2 separate regions of the Homo sapiens genome follow, and region 2 is linked to region 1. A link is a contact called in ENCODE Hi-C data. All regions are on one chromosome and are shown on one strand. Each heading gives the region's core, a stretch centred on a gene start or an enhancer-like site at or near the end of the contact. The rest is flanking DNA. Distances are from core to core; before and after follow the strand shown.

What was found. A loop is a pair of places that touch in the nucleus more often than their neighbours do.
Region 2: a loop to region 1 is called in a map of Caco-2, with 7 times the contacts of the local background. The contact joins the promoter of SPTA1 here to the promoter of OR10K1 in region 1. A Hi-C loop is called at or near these places in 1 of 168 maps with a recorded cell type or tissue (Caco-2).

What each region holds. Positions count from the first base shown.
Region 1 is chr1:158,458,756-158,465,603 of GRCh38, reverse strand. OR10K1 (olfactory receptor family 10 subfamily K member 1) reads right to left here and starts at 3,770. Exons shown (of 2, transcript NM_001004473.2): 1 at 3,700-3,770; 2 at 1-198. The coding sequence starts at 42. LOC107985212 (a long non-coding RNA gene) reads left to right here and starts at 2,833. Exons shown (of 2, transcript XR_001738256.3): 1 at 2,833-3,433; 2 at 3,854-6,017.
Region 2 is chr1:158,685,427-158,692,274 of GRCh38, reverse strand. SPTA1 (spectrin alpha, erythrocytic 1) reads left to right here and starts at 5,560. Exons shown (of 52, transcript NM_003126.4): 1 at 5,560-5,781. The coding sequence starts at 5,758. RefSeq lists cis regulatory regions at 15-344, 2,842-3,139 and a silencer at 3,499-3,713.

The DNA of each region.
Region 1 (6,848 bases), core at 2,521-5,020:
GACGACGAACTCTCTCACCACAGTCTTATTGACTTGCTCCATGGAGAGCACTTCTATAAAGGAGAGTCAGGGACAGAGGTAGAAACCAGGATCCAGAAAGGAGAGTGGAAATGTACGGGAAATTTCACACAAAGTTTGCAGGTGGCAGGCATTTCCAGATATTTGATGGAATTCTTCATTCCCCCATTAAAATGCCTGCTAAAAGAAGAATTAGGCAAAATATGCAAAAGAATAACTGATAGCCAGTTTGGAGGCCTTCTCTAATGTGAAGAACAGGTTATCTCTCTGACCAAGGATTAGGAAATTTGCTAATAGTTTTCCTTCTTATGTAACAGAGAGATTGTTGTTTTTGTCACTTACTATAAACCCAAGGCAACTCACTCTCCAAAGTGGAAAACGTTAACTTCAGCTACCTGAAGCTGATCAGAATATAGAACGAAAGAATGAATAATATTCAGACATAATCATGTGGACTTCAGTTTATCCAACCATGAAATGAGAAAGGAGATAAAGTATTCCATGGTCTCTAAGTAAAGATGTGAGCACACATCTATTTACTGGGAACTTTTTATATCTCCAAGGGAACAATAAGAAATACTATTGGAAGTTCCACAAGTTGAAACATTGAGTCAACAGTGAAACAAAAAATAACATTAGCCAGATGTGGTGGCTCACACCTGTAATCCCAGCACTTTGAGAAGCCAAGGTGGGTGGATTGCTTGAGGCCAGGGGTTCAAGACCAGCCTCGGCAACATGGCAAAACCTGGTCTTTACTAAAAGTACAAAAATTAGCCAGGTATGGCAGCACACACCTGTAATCCCAGCTACTCGGGAGGCTGAGGCATGAGATTCACTTGAGCCCGGGAGGCGGAGGTTGCAGTGAGCCAAGATTGTGCCTCTGCACTCCAGACTGGGTGACACAGTGAGAATCTGTCTCAAAAATAAATAAATAAAATAAAATAAAAATAAATAACATTAGTGCATTAGTATAAAGAAAAAAATTCTTCTTTCAGGAAGAGAATAGTCACCAGGGTGGTAAAGAGAGATGACTGACTTTGTGGCATTTTGTAACACACTTCACTTTTCCATGCTGAGCTAACTTGGAGAAACTCAGAGAAATAAGAGTTTTGTAGAAATGACAGAGCTTGCTACAGAGTGTGAGAGAGAATGGCACACTTGGGAATTTTGCCAGTTTCCCCTCTCCTGCTGTAAACCATAGGCTTTGTATCTTTTGTATGTTGTTATGTTAATAAGATTTCTTTTGAACATTCTGCCACTAAAAATATTTTGCAAACTGCCATTACAAATTATTTCTAAAATCATCTTAGGCCTAATTTTTTTCACTGGAACATTTTTCAATAACCCAACCTAATAAGTAAAAAAAGCACTATCTGGATACAAAATCATCCAGTATGTCTTGCTGGTATCCAGTCTTCATTTATATACTTCTGAAGTTACTACATCATTTTGTCTTGGGAAATTATTGGCATCTGCTACCAGAATTTTGTTGCTGTTACTTTTCCATTTTTCTATTCAATAGCAACTTTTTTTGTTTCCTGAATCCTAAGTTAATTCATCAGGCATTCTTGAAATTCATTATATCTATTCATAGAATTTGGAGATGATTTTTTTTCTTTCTTACTTACTAGAAACTGGTCCTAAACTTAGTTAATATAATTACTTATTTTAATAACGTTAGTATAACTATAAAGATATTACTATTGTACATAAACATAGAAAAAGTAAACACAATGTATACCTCCATTGATATTTGTGTATGAGTGTGTGTGTATTAGTTATATGTTTTTATATACAGAAAGGTAAAAGTTTCCCTACATAATACCTCCTTCTGGACAAATGATTTCCTGTCTATTCAAAACAATGAGGAAATCTAAACTTATGGTCATTGCTTAGCCTTGCCTCATTGCTTTCCCAAAAGACTTTCATTTGAATCTTCTTTCAACTAATCAACCTTTAACCGCCACTAGGCCCTCACTTGACTGAATATGATGAATAATGTAAACCATGGAAGCTGGAATTCTCTGATTCTGAAGGAGTACCTGTATCTAACTGATACCAAAGAGAATTGTTTGGATTATTTTTTGCTCAGGCACATGAGGACAGCTGATTCTAGTCCAGTGGATTTTTACATAGTATTAATATAAATCCATAGCCTAAATGAATCATGTGATCGATATAATTGCCTTTTTATGATCTATGGATTCAGCTCCATGGTGCATCTGAGAAGGCAGCCCCCATCTGCTCAAGATGCCATTAGGGACCACCATAGTGTGTTGTCATCTGTACTGATAGAAAGACTTAAGACCAGGAAAATAAAAATTCTCATCCTACAAAATACGTTCAAGCTGTAAAATGAAGATGAAAGATCTTTAGGGTGATGTGAAAAGATTTAGGTTTCAGGTCTAGTCTTCTGTGACTTTAGATGAAGTATATACCTTCAATATTTAGTTTTTTTTTTAATTAAAGGGATAGCATAAACAGTAATGGAATAAACTGTTGGGATATGTGGAAGGCACTGAAGCAGAGGATCCCTGAACATTTTACAGAGGAATTTTGACTAAGATAGTATCGGAGTACTATGACCCCTAGGAGCCTTTCTTGCTCAGAGAATCAAAGACTCTCTAGTTAGATGATCTCAAAATCCCCTTAATTGTGATATTTTAGAACGTATGAATAGAATTCAGGCTATGATCCTTGGAGATGCTACTTCAGTGTTTTATTTTTCTAATTCCTCAGATGCTCCACTGGGATTTTATGTAATCTGGATTTAAATAGAAACAAAGTACTTGAGGGTGCTGGGTTCCCCCAAAAGAAGGCAATCTACAGAGTTTTCACGTGTAAAACTTTTAAGAAATATAAATATTTATTTTAAGGAAAACATCAATCAGTTAGCTGAGAGAAATTATGTAAGCAGCTTCAGATAATAAAGGAGTGAAATTTTAACTTCTTAGATACAAATAAAAATCTTTAATTTCTCCAGATTGCCATATTAAAATGGAGTTTAAGTACTAGATTTCAATTATACCTAAAATTATACATCCAGGAGTACACAGCAGAAACAGAAGTAGAAGAGTGAGAGATGAGAGACAAGTGGAGTATCTGTTTCATTTAATCCATGAATCCACCAATGAACAAAAAAGAGAAGTAGAGGAGGAAGGAAGGAAGGAAAGAAGGAAGGGAGGAAGGAAGTAAGGAAGAAAGGAAGGAAGGAAGGAAAAGAAAAAAGAAAATAAAATCTAGCTATGAGTAAGAATGACCCAATATGATCTTCAAGAACAATTCAGATAATTTTTTTTTTTTTTTCAGAAGGAGTCTCACTCTGTTTCCCAGGCTGGAATGCAATGGCACGGTCTCGGCTCACTGCAACTTCTGCCTCCCAGGTTCAAGAAATTCTCCTGCCTCAGCCTCCCAGGTAGCTGGGATTACAGGTGCACGCAACCATGCCTGGCTAATTTTTTTATTTTTAGTAGAGACGGGGTTTCATCATGTTGGCCAGGTTGGTCTCAAACTCCTGACCTCAGGTGATTCACCCATCTTGTCCTCTCAAAGTGTTGGGATTGCAGGGGTGAGCCACTACACCCAGCCAAATTCTGAGAATTATAAAGGCCATTCCCAGTCACTCTTAGTAAGTTCAGTGAAAGGTAGCCTCTGATTCTCCTTTTTAACTCTGCTACTTACCAGAAATGCCATCACTGATCTCCATGGGAGGCACAGAAAGAGGCTTTCTCAAACACTACCCATCATTCAAGTCCAGTCCCCACAAATCCCCAAGCTAGGTCAATGTTCCCACTGCTCGGTAAGTACTTACATTGCTCTCTCCCTTCTAATTTAGAGAGAAGCAGCTATTCAGTATTTGGCAGTCTCCTGACAAGTAGCACCACTGCCACAAATCAGAGCCTGAGGAAATAACAGCAAATGAGAGGGAAGCTGCCTTGAGATAGAAACTCTCATCTGAATCAACAGAGCTAGCCTCCTCCATCTATCAGGACTCCCAGCTTCTCCAGATAAGTCACCATCTTCAGAAGTTCTGATGACCAACGTGGGATGTGGTTATTAGAAGCATGTACTGTAAACACTGGACTCCTGAGGTTAGATCTACTGCACTGGAGCTGTTGTCTTGGGGTTAATTAGGAGTCAAGTTCATTTTGGAAAAAATAATGTCACCAGTTTCTCAAAGGTGGCCTCAGTTGAGGAGCCTGGGGAGTTGAAGTCATGAGCATAATTAGCCCATGTATGCTTTGAAAGTTGAGTCCATTTGAAAGTTGTGATGGATTCTGAAGGAGAGCCCACCACAATTAAGACTGTAATGCAACAGACCAAGTGGAAAATTTTTACTGAATTTTAATCAGAAGACTGATGTATTTGTCCAATGACACTCAACTTCAGTGTTTCTAAGAATCAAAAGAGGGTTGAATGATGTTTTCCAGGGCGCTGCCCCTAGAAACTCTAATTAAGAACATTGAGATGTTTTGCAAAAACCTAAAATTTTAGTAAGTATACTAAATCTAGTTGAGCTCTGTCATCAAACAGTGTGTTATCTTATTAATGCATTTTACCAGAATGACAAAATAATATAGAGTTGTGAATTTTGTTCAAGCTAATCTATAAAGCCAATATAATTCCAACCCAAATCCATGCATAAATTTTGAAGTCACCCTGACAATCAGATTTCCAAAATTTTCATGAAATTATAAAACAATTTTGTAAAGGGCAAGTAATATAGGCCCTCACTCTTCCTAGTAAAAAAAAACTATGCTTTAGTAATAAAAAAGAGCATGCTATTGGTGCAAGAAGAAATAAGTAGTATAGAGACAGAAAGGAGAGCTCAGAAATTAATGTATGTGTATTTGAGAACTTGGTCTTTGGCAGAAGTGACCTCACAAGTCAGTGAGAGAATTATAATTATGTACTAAATAATACTGGGAAGCCTCTGTGTATTCCACCGCTCAGAAGGAGGTGACCTGGTGGAATATGAAACGGTTTACTTGAGGCTCAGTTACTGCACTGGCTCTGTGCCAATACCTAGTACAGCCCCATGTGTCTGCCCAAAGCAGAATATACTCTGAACCAGCAGCCAAAGGATTGTGTTCATTCTCTACTAACAAGAATGTATAAGTCTGAGAACCGACGTTTAAGGGGAGATGAAATGAATCCTTCTGTTATTACTCCTAATGACTTATATGCATAAGTTTGAGCTTTGTGGATTAGAAGTGTTATTTCACAAAGGAGTGTTACTTCCACCAGAAAACACAAAAATGGTGATTGAGATGGCCCCTTGGCCACTTCAGTCTACTTTGTCCTTCTGTACCAGTAATCTACAGACAGAAATGAATCCTGTTTTTTAACGAAAAATAGGGTGTTGCCGCTACACTACCAAGGCAGAAAATAGTATGTCTAGAATCTAGATGTTCTAGGGCATTTTTTATTACTTCATATATAAAGGCAAAATTTAATAGAAGACTAAAACAACCTAATTTAGGCAGTCACTAATAGTTCAAGCCCTTCAGAAATGTTGGGGTATTAGGTGAGTTCAAAAGAATATAAACAGGTGACATTTTAAAAAGTCATAAGCATCAGTGATAGTCATGTTTACTTACAGAAACAAGGATTGCAGTAGCTGTTTTATTTTACTGCTTGCTTTATTATGTATATATGTGTATGTTGATCATTTTCCCATCTTGTCTTAACCTACCAGTATATATAAGGTGTGTTGATGTTACAAAACATTATAATTCCATCTACAAAGAAAAGGCTATCAAATAATTTATTGTTTCATTTTTAGAGATAAATGTGGGTACCTCTTTATGTGAGATGTATTTTCGTTATATTCGTTATTACTGTTTGGAAATTTAAACATCAACAGAAGGATGTGTATGGATGGTGAATATCTAAAAGGGAAACCTGTGCTGACTATATTTTACTGATATTTAGTATCATACTTACACTTCTAAGTTCTCTGTACCACAATGTAGGAATAAAAATTCTGGAAATCCTGATGTCTGTTTTCCATATCACCTTGCCAAAAGGGTTTTACAAAAAAGGAGCATTCATGAAATATGTGGATGCAGAAGGGGGAAGCCAGTTGTTTGGGGCAGGGTGATATGCCAGCACTTATCAGATGATAGATGTGGACTTTAGCCCTTCACGTTCAGATTTTCTGAGAATCATCCATCAGTACTGAAGCAGCCAAGATCATCTGTGAGGGCTTCCTGTGATCCTTGCAATTCGGAAAATCAAGAGCAGCTTTCCTGACATTTATTCTCCTAATCTTCCAATACATACATAAGCCTCTATTTTCTCTATCAAACCTATTATTTTAAATTCATAGACTCTCAAAAAGTAACAATATGTAAACCTACCTCAATCTTTGCAATAGATGCTAGAGTTGTGATTTTTCTTGTCCATAGTTGGAATAACTTTATAAATGCCATTTTATTAATTTTTATAAATTTCTCAGAGTTTGGATAAATGAAATAGTTTTTTGAAAAATTGTGCATTACCCACAAAATGAAATTGCTGATTGAAAATCTATTCTTATTTCAAATTTTAATATGCATTGTGTTGGCATATAATCTCCACAAAGGTTATAAAACTTATACTTTCATTAACAATATGTGAAGATGCCAATTTCTCCATAATGTATATGATGTTACTTTTAATCTTTTAAATTCTAGCCAAGATGAAATATAAAAATCATACCGTGCTCCCATTTACATTTCTTTGATTAATAGTAGAGGTAAGCACTTTAAAAAAAATTATCAGACACTGTTATCCAACTTTTGAAAATTATCTATTTATTTTCCTATTACATTTTTTCTTTATAGATT
Region 2 (6,848 bases), core at 4,311-6,810, 220 kb before region 1:
AAAAAGCTGAACTCCAAAAGATCCACAGAAAACAGGTAGGGATTTTAGTGATTCCAGTTGAGAAGACTTTAGAATTTTTGGATATAAAGCATCTCTTTAAGTTTCTGAGTCTAGGAGATCAAACAGATCACTTTGCTCTGATGCCTAAACAGAGGCTGAGGCAAGCTGTTCAGTGCTGATTAAACTGTCATGTAAAGTACAGACCCTCCCAGAGGTGATAACCATGGCCAAATACAGCAGCCCTCCAAATTATTCCTGCCCTTGTAAAGTGGTGTAAAATATATCTAAATATATAATTCTCATTTTAAAATCTCTCTAATTTTTGACTTCTAAATGGGCCAGAGCATTTAGATAATACAATTCAAAAAATAAAGTTTGTTTTTTTTTTTCACTTCAGGTCCTCTAAGATTATTTACCCCTTAACTTTATTTGAAAATTTACTTATTACTCAAGTTCGTAATTCTCTAATAAAAAATAGAACTCTTTTCCAATTTTTTCTTTAAATAATCTGTCTGTAACAAACCCTAGTGTCTCCTGTAAACTCTCAGCACCAATGTATATAGCATAGCATGCAGTTTTTATTCATTTTATTTTATTTATTTTACTTTAAGTTATGGGATACATGAGCAGAACATGCAGGTTTGTTACATAGGAATACATGTGCCACGGTGGTTTGCTGCACCTATCAACCCATCATCTAGGTTTTAAGCCCCGCGTGCATTAGGTATTTGTCCTAATGCACTCCCTCCCCTTGCCCCTCACCCCATGACAGGCCCCAGTGTGTGATGTTTCCCTTCCTGTGTCCATGTATTCTCTTTGTTCAACTCCTACTTGTGAGTGAGAACATGCAGTGTTTGGTTTTCTGTTTCTTTTGGTTTGCTAAGGATGATGATTCCCAGCTTCATCCACATCCCTGCAAAGGACATGAACTCATTCTTTTTTATGGCTGTATAGTATTCCATGGTATATATGTGCCACGTTTTCTTTATCCAGTCTATCATTGATGGGCATTTGGGGCATGCAGTTTTATAGATTGTACTTCCTTTTATACTTCCATGGTATTTTCCATCCATTTTTTTTTTTCCTGAGTCCTTTTAAATAAGGGTCTCTATATGATCAGAGCCAATGAATATTCTTGGGAGATTGTAGAAGTAGAAGAAGAAAGTCAGAGGTCCAAGCGTTAAACCACCAAGGTATAAGACTTTTCCATCATGCCCTTTCTTCTATCTCAGCGACATGCCTTGTTATGTGCACTAATAATCATAAACAATGCTTAGAGACTGGAGAATCAATGTTAGTTTCAAGGGACTTTGAGTGCAGGATGGGACTGAATTTTAAGTCACTAAATGCCAGAGCAGCAGCCAGAGTACTGTCAGAGCAAACTTTACATGAATCTCTGCTGCCTACAATGATGGAAAACTCAAGGAACTCAACAGTTTTTATGTGTCAAAACCTTCCCCTGAATGTCTCCTGTGTACTTCCATATTGCAGTTTTGCTCTAAAGACTATGATTCTGGCCAGGTGCGGTGGCTCAATCCTGTAATCCCAGCACTTTGGGAGGCAGAGGCAGGTGGATCACCTGAGGTCAGGAGTTCGAAACCAGCCTGGCCAACATGATGAAACCCTGTCTCTACTAAAAATACAAAATTAGCCGGGTATGGTGGTGCATGCCTGTAATCCCAGCTACTAGGGGGGCTGAGTCAGGAGGATCACTTGCACCTGAGAGGCAGAGATTGCAGTGAAGTGGGATCGTGCCACTGCACTCCAGCCTGGGCAACAGAGTGAGACTCCAACTCAAAAAACAAAACAAAACAAAACAAAACAAAACAAAACAAAAACCAACCAACCAAACAAACAAACACTATGATTCTTATACACTTTTTTTTCTAATGTGGTGAGAAACAACATGAGATCTATCCTCTTAACACATTTTGAAGTGTACAATACTGTATTGTTAACACTTATACAATGTGTTGTACAGCACAGCTCTAGAATTCAATCATCTTTCATGGATAAAACTTCATACCTACTTAATACCTATTTTTCCTTCCCTCAGCCTCTGACAAGCACTATTTACTCTGTTTCTATGAGTTGGACTATTTTATATACTTCCTATAAGTGGTATCATGCAGTATTTGTCCTTCTGTGACTGGCTTATTTCACTTAGCATAATTTCATCAAGGTTCACTCATGTTGTCATATGTGACAGGATTCCATTTGTTATTATGACTGAATTATTTCAATTGTATGTACATGCCACTTTCATCAGTCATAGACATTTCAATTGTTTCCATTTCTTGACTTTTGTTAATAGTGCTGAGATAAACATAAAAGTGCAAAAGTGCAAATACCTCCTTACAATCCTGATTTTAATTCTTTTGGCTGTATACCCAGAAGTGGGACTGCTAGATTGTATGATAGGTCTATTTTTCGTTTTTAGGCAATGCTACACTGTTTTCCACAGTGGCTGCACCATTTTACATTTCTATCAACAGTGTACAATTGTTCCAACTTCTTCATATTTTCAGCAATACTTATTTTTCTATTCCTTTGAGAGTAGCCATCCTAACAGATGTGAGATAATATCTCAGTATCGCTTTGATTTGCATTTTCCTGATAGTGATGTTGAGCACGTTTTCTTATACCTGTTAGCCAATTGTATGTCTTCTTTGGAAAATCATCTGTTCAAGTCCTTTGCTCATTTTCTAATTTTCGTTTTTGTTATAGATTTGAAGAAGCTCCTTGTATATTTTGGATTTTAACCTCTTGTTAGATGTATGCAAATATTTTCTTCCATTCCATAAGAGAACTTTTTTTATTGCTTATTGTTTTCTTTGCTGTGCAGAAGATGTTTAGTTTGATGTAGTCCAATTTGTTTATTTTTGCTTTTGTTGCATTTGTTTCTGGTACCGTATCCAAGAAGTACTTGGCAAGACCAAACAGATCACTTTGCTCTGATGCCTGAGCAGCAGCTGAGGCAAGCTGTTCAGTGCTGATTAAACTACTATGTAAAGTACAAACCCTCCCTGAGGTGATAACCATGGCCAGATACAACAGCCCTCCAAATTATCCCCATCCTTTTAAAACTGTATAAAATACTAAATATATAATTCTTATTATATATGATAAAAGTCATAAAGCTTTTTCCTTGTGTTTTTTTTTTTCCAGGAGTTTTACAGTTTCAGGTTGTAATTTAAGTCTTTAATCCCATTTGAGTTGATTTTTGTACATAACATAAGGGTCCAATTTCATTTTTTTATGTGAATATGCAATTTTTCCAACACATATGTTGAAAAGACACTTTTATTTCCTTATGATCAGTTCTGCTGATTGGGCCATGCTATTTCTTTTTTTTTAAAATAAACATTATAGAATTAGTAAGCATTTTTACTTTCTTTTTATTGTGATGATTTTACTTTAGTTCTAGGACACATATGAAGAACATGCAGGTTTGTTACATAGGTATACACATGCCATGGTGGTTTGCTGCACCCATCAACCCGTCATCTACATTAGGTATTTCTCCTAATGCTATCCCTCCCCTATCCCACCACCCCCGCAACAGGCTTCAGGGTGTGATGTTTCCCTCCCTGTGTCCATGTGTTCTCATTGTTCAACTCCCACTTATGAGTGAAAACATGTGGTGTTTGGTTTTCTGTCCTTGTGATAGTTTGTGGAGAATGATGGTTTTCAGCTTCATCCATATCCCTGCAAAGGACATGAACTCATCCTTTTTTATGGCTGCATAGTATTCCATAGTGTATAGGTACCACATTTTCTTTATCCAGTCTTTCACTGATAGGCATTCAGGTTGGTTCCAAAGGGCTAATATCCAGAATCTACAAGGAACTTAAACAAATTTACAGGAAAAAAACAAATGACCCCATCAAAAAGTGAGCAAAGGATATGAATAGACACTTCTCAAAAGAAGATATTTATGCAGTCAGCAAACATATGAAAAAAAGCTCATCATAACTGGTCATTAGAGAAATGCAAATCAAAACCACAATGAGATACCATCTCATGCCAGTTAGAATGGCGATCATTAAAAAGTCAGGAAACAGCAGATGCTGGAGACAATGTGGAGAAATAGGAATGCTTTTACACAGTTGGTGGGAGTGTAAGTTAGTTCAACCATTGTGGAAGACAGTGTGGCAATTCCTCAAGGATCTAGAACCATAAATACCATTTGACCCAGCAATCCCATTACTGGCTATATACCCAAAGGATTATAAATCATTCTACTATAAAAACACATGCACACATATGTATATTGTGGCACTATTCACAATGGGCCATACTATTTCTTTGGTCACAAGGTTATCACATGTTTGGCATTCTTGCTAAGATGATTCTGGAACAGGGAAACAGAACAAATAATGTTGATGGACTAAGAGAAGATTGACTAAAAAAATAAGGAGCAGAGTGCCATGATAATCATATTGATATGGATTTGACTATTTAAATACTTTCAAACCAAATCACCATAGAATGAAACTTTGTTTTTTAGGGACTGTTTTCTCACATAAAGACGGGTATGATAATACCTGCCTCACAGAATTTTTAAAGATTAGAAATTAATGTAAATTGATCATGTTAATATATAAATATTTCATAGATGTTGATTCTTTTCTCTTAAAGATAAAATAATTTCCTCTCCTTATCCCAACTTCAGACAAATATTCCTCAGTGCATGTGTTATAGTGCAGTCTCTAAAATTATGTTCCTGCCTTTACTACTAAATTTGACTTGAATATAATGAAACTATATGGAAAAGTAAAGTAATCCAGACTTTCAAGAAGAGAATGTAAAGGACTCTCAGTTTTTCTATGTGAGATCCAAGAACAGGGGAAACCACAAATGTAGAATCAAAATCTTCTCTTGTAGATCATGGAAGTTAGATTATTCAAGCTGCATTTACACTGGAATGAAGTTTGGCATGGATAGCCCCACTGGCTTGTAGAAAGGTCTAAGAGCATCCCACTATTTTCTTTTTGCTTGTTTGTTTCATTTTTGTAAGTTAGTCTAAAATAACTATGCCTATGGAAAAAGTCTACCTCTTTTTGTTCTCCATTAAAATTAATACATACAGTAGGATGATTTATACCATATATATCAGAAGTCAGCCATATTTTCAACTTTTTTGTGACATCATTGGTTTGTCAAATAAGGTATCCTAATTTTTGTTTTACAAAATATTAATGAACACATCATATAACTTTTTTTGTTCCTTCCATTTAAATGATTAAGAGTACAACTAAATCAGATTTTTAAAGACCAAATTGTTGAGGTTAGGAATAAAATCTTATTTTGTGAAAGACTCTCTAGAAAAAGCCAGGATAATTCGTTGACTTAAAGACTGTGAAAAATCTGCAGTTGAGTTGGATGAAGTTGTTGAGCTGTATTTCCTATAAATATATGGGGTTTTTTTTCTAATTTTTCATCCAAAAACCTTACTTTCATTTTTTAAGTCTTATTGAGTAACTTTGAAAGCCAGAGCCTCCCAAAACTGCTGAGTCACCCAGTATCTGTAAAACTTAGCAGTTGCCTCAGCTGAGTATGTCTTCTAAAGATAATGTCGATTGTGTATGGCTGATGGGATTCTAGGACCAAGCAAGAGGTTTTTTTTTTTCCCCCACATACTTAACGTTTCTATATTTCTATTTGAATTCGACTGGACAGTTCCATTTGAATTATTTCTCTCTCTCTCTCTCTCTGACACATTTTATCTTGCCAGGTTCTAAACCTTTAGGAAAAATGGAGCAATTTCCAAAGGAAACCGTAAGTACATATTTCTCTTCCATGCAATTTGTCATTAATATTATTAGGAAAGATGTTTCCTTTAAACTTTCTATACTATCTTTCCCAGGAACATTAATAATTATTTGGCTTTTAACAAATAGATAATTTTACTTTTAACTATTTTTTGTGAACAATAACCTTGAGCTTATGTCTGTGCAGCACCAAGACCCAGTAATGACTTAAGTCGGTTCCCAGAGAGAATAAGTAGGGAGATTGAAGCTAAATAACACCTAGTAACAACGTGAGTCTCCATGTAATGATCTAATTCTATAGCCATGCCAGTAATGGCAATTCACAGAGTAGCAATTATACTTAGGAGGAATAATGGGAGATTAAAATTTAAACTCTATATTAAACATTTTGGCTGAGGTAAGCTAGGGAAAATGGTATCCATATCCAGAAGAATGAAGGTGAACCCTATGGTGATTTTGCTGGATATTGTCACAAACAGGTTGGCTCCCACTCTGGGAAAAGGATACTTATATATTGTTTTAGAGTAAAAGTTTTTATATTTCAAAAATAAATTGCAGACATGCTAATAATTTGAAATTTGTGACAATTGGGCAGAAGATAGCTGAACTTTTGATTTATAGTGTTTGTGAGTAAAGCAAGTAAAGAGTAAATATATGAGATTTATTTTTAAGTATGAAGGAAACAAAATTTTCAAACTGTTGCATATATCATTAACTAAATTAATTGCAAGCCATTCTTAATTATTTATTAAATTAAGTTAAAAATAATAAGCACTTCTCAACACCTTTTTAGCCCTTGAAAGCAATAACATTATATTTCTTTTTATCTATCTGAAATTATGTGATTTTGCTGATTTAAACTTGCTCCATGATCAGTCCAATATAATTATATCTATAGAACTTAAATGCTAGCACAAATTTATGTAAAAAGTGAGGAGAGTCTTCTGGATAATCAAGAATTTTTAACCTAAACAGAAGCTATGTCTGGTTAAAAATTACGTAAATATACTACAGCTCTTCTGACAATAGTCCCTAGAAACTTCAGGATATCTGAATATAGGTCCAACATGAGTA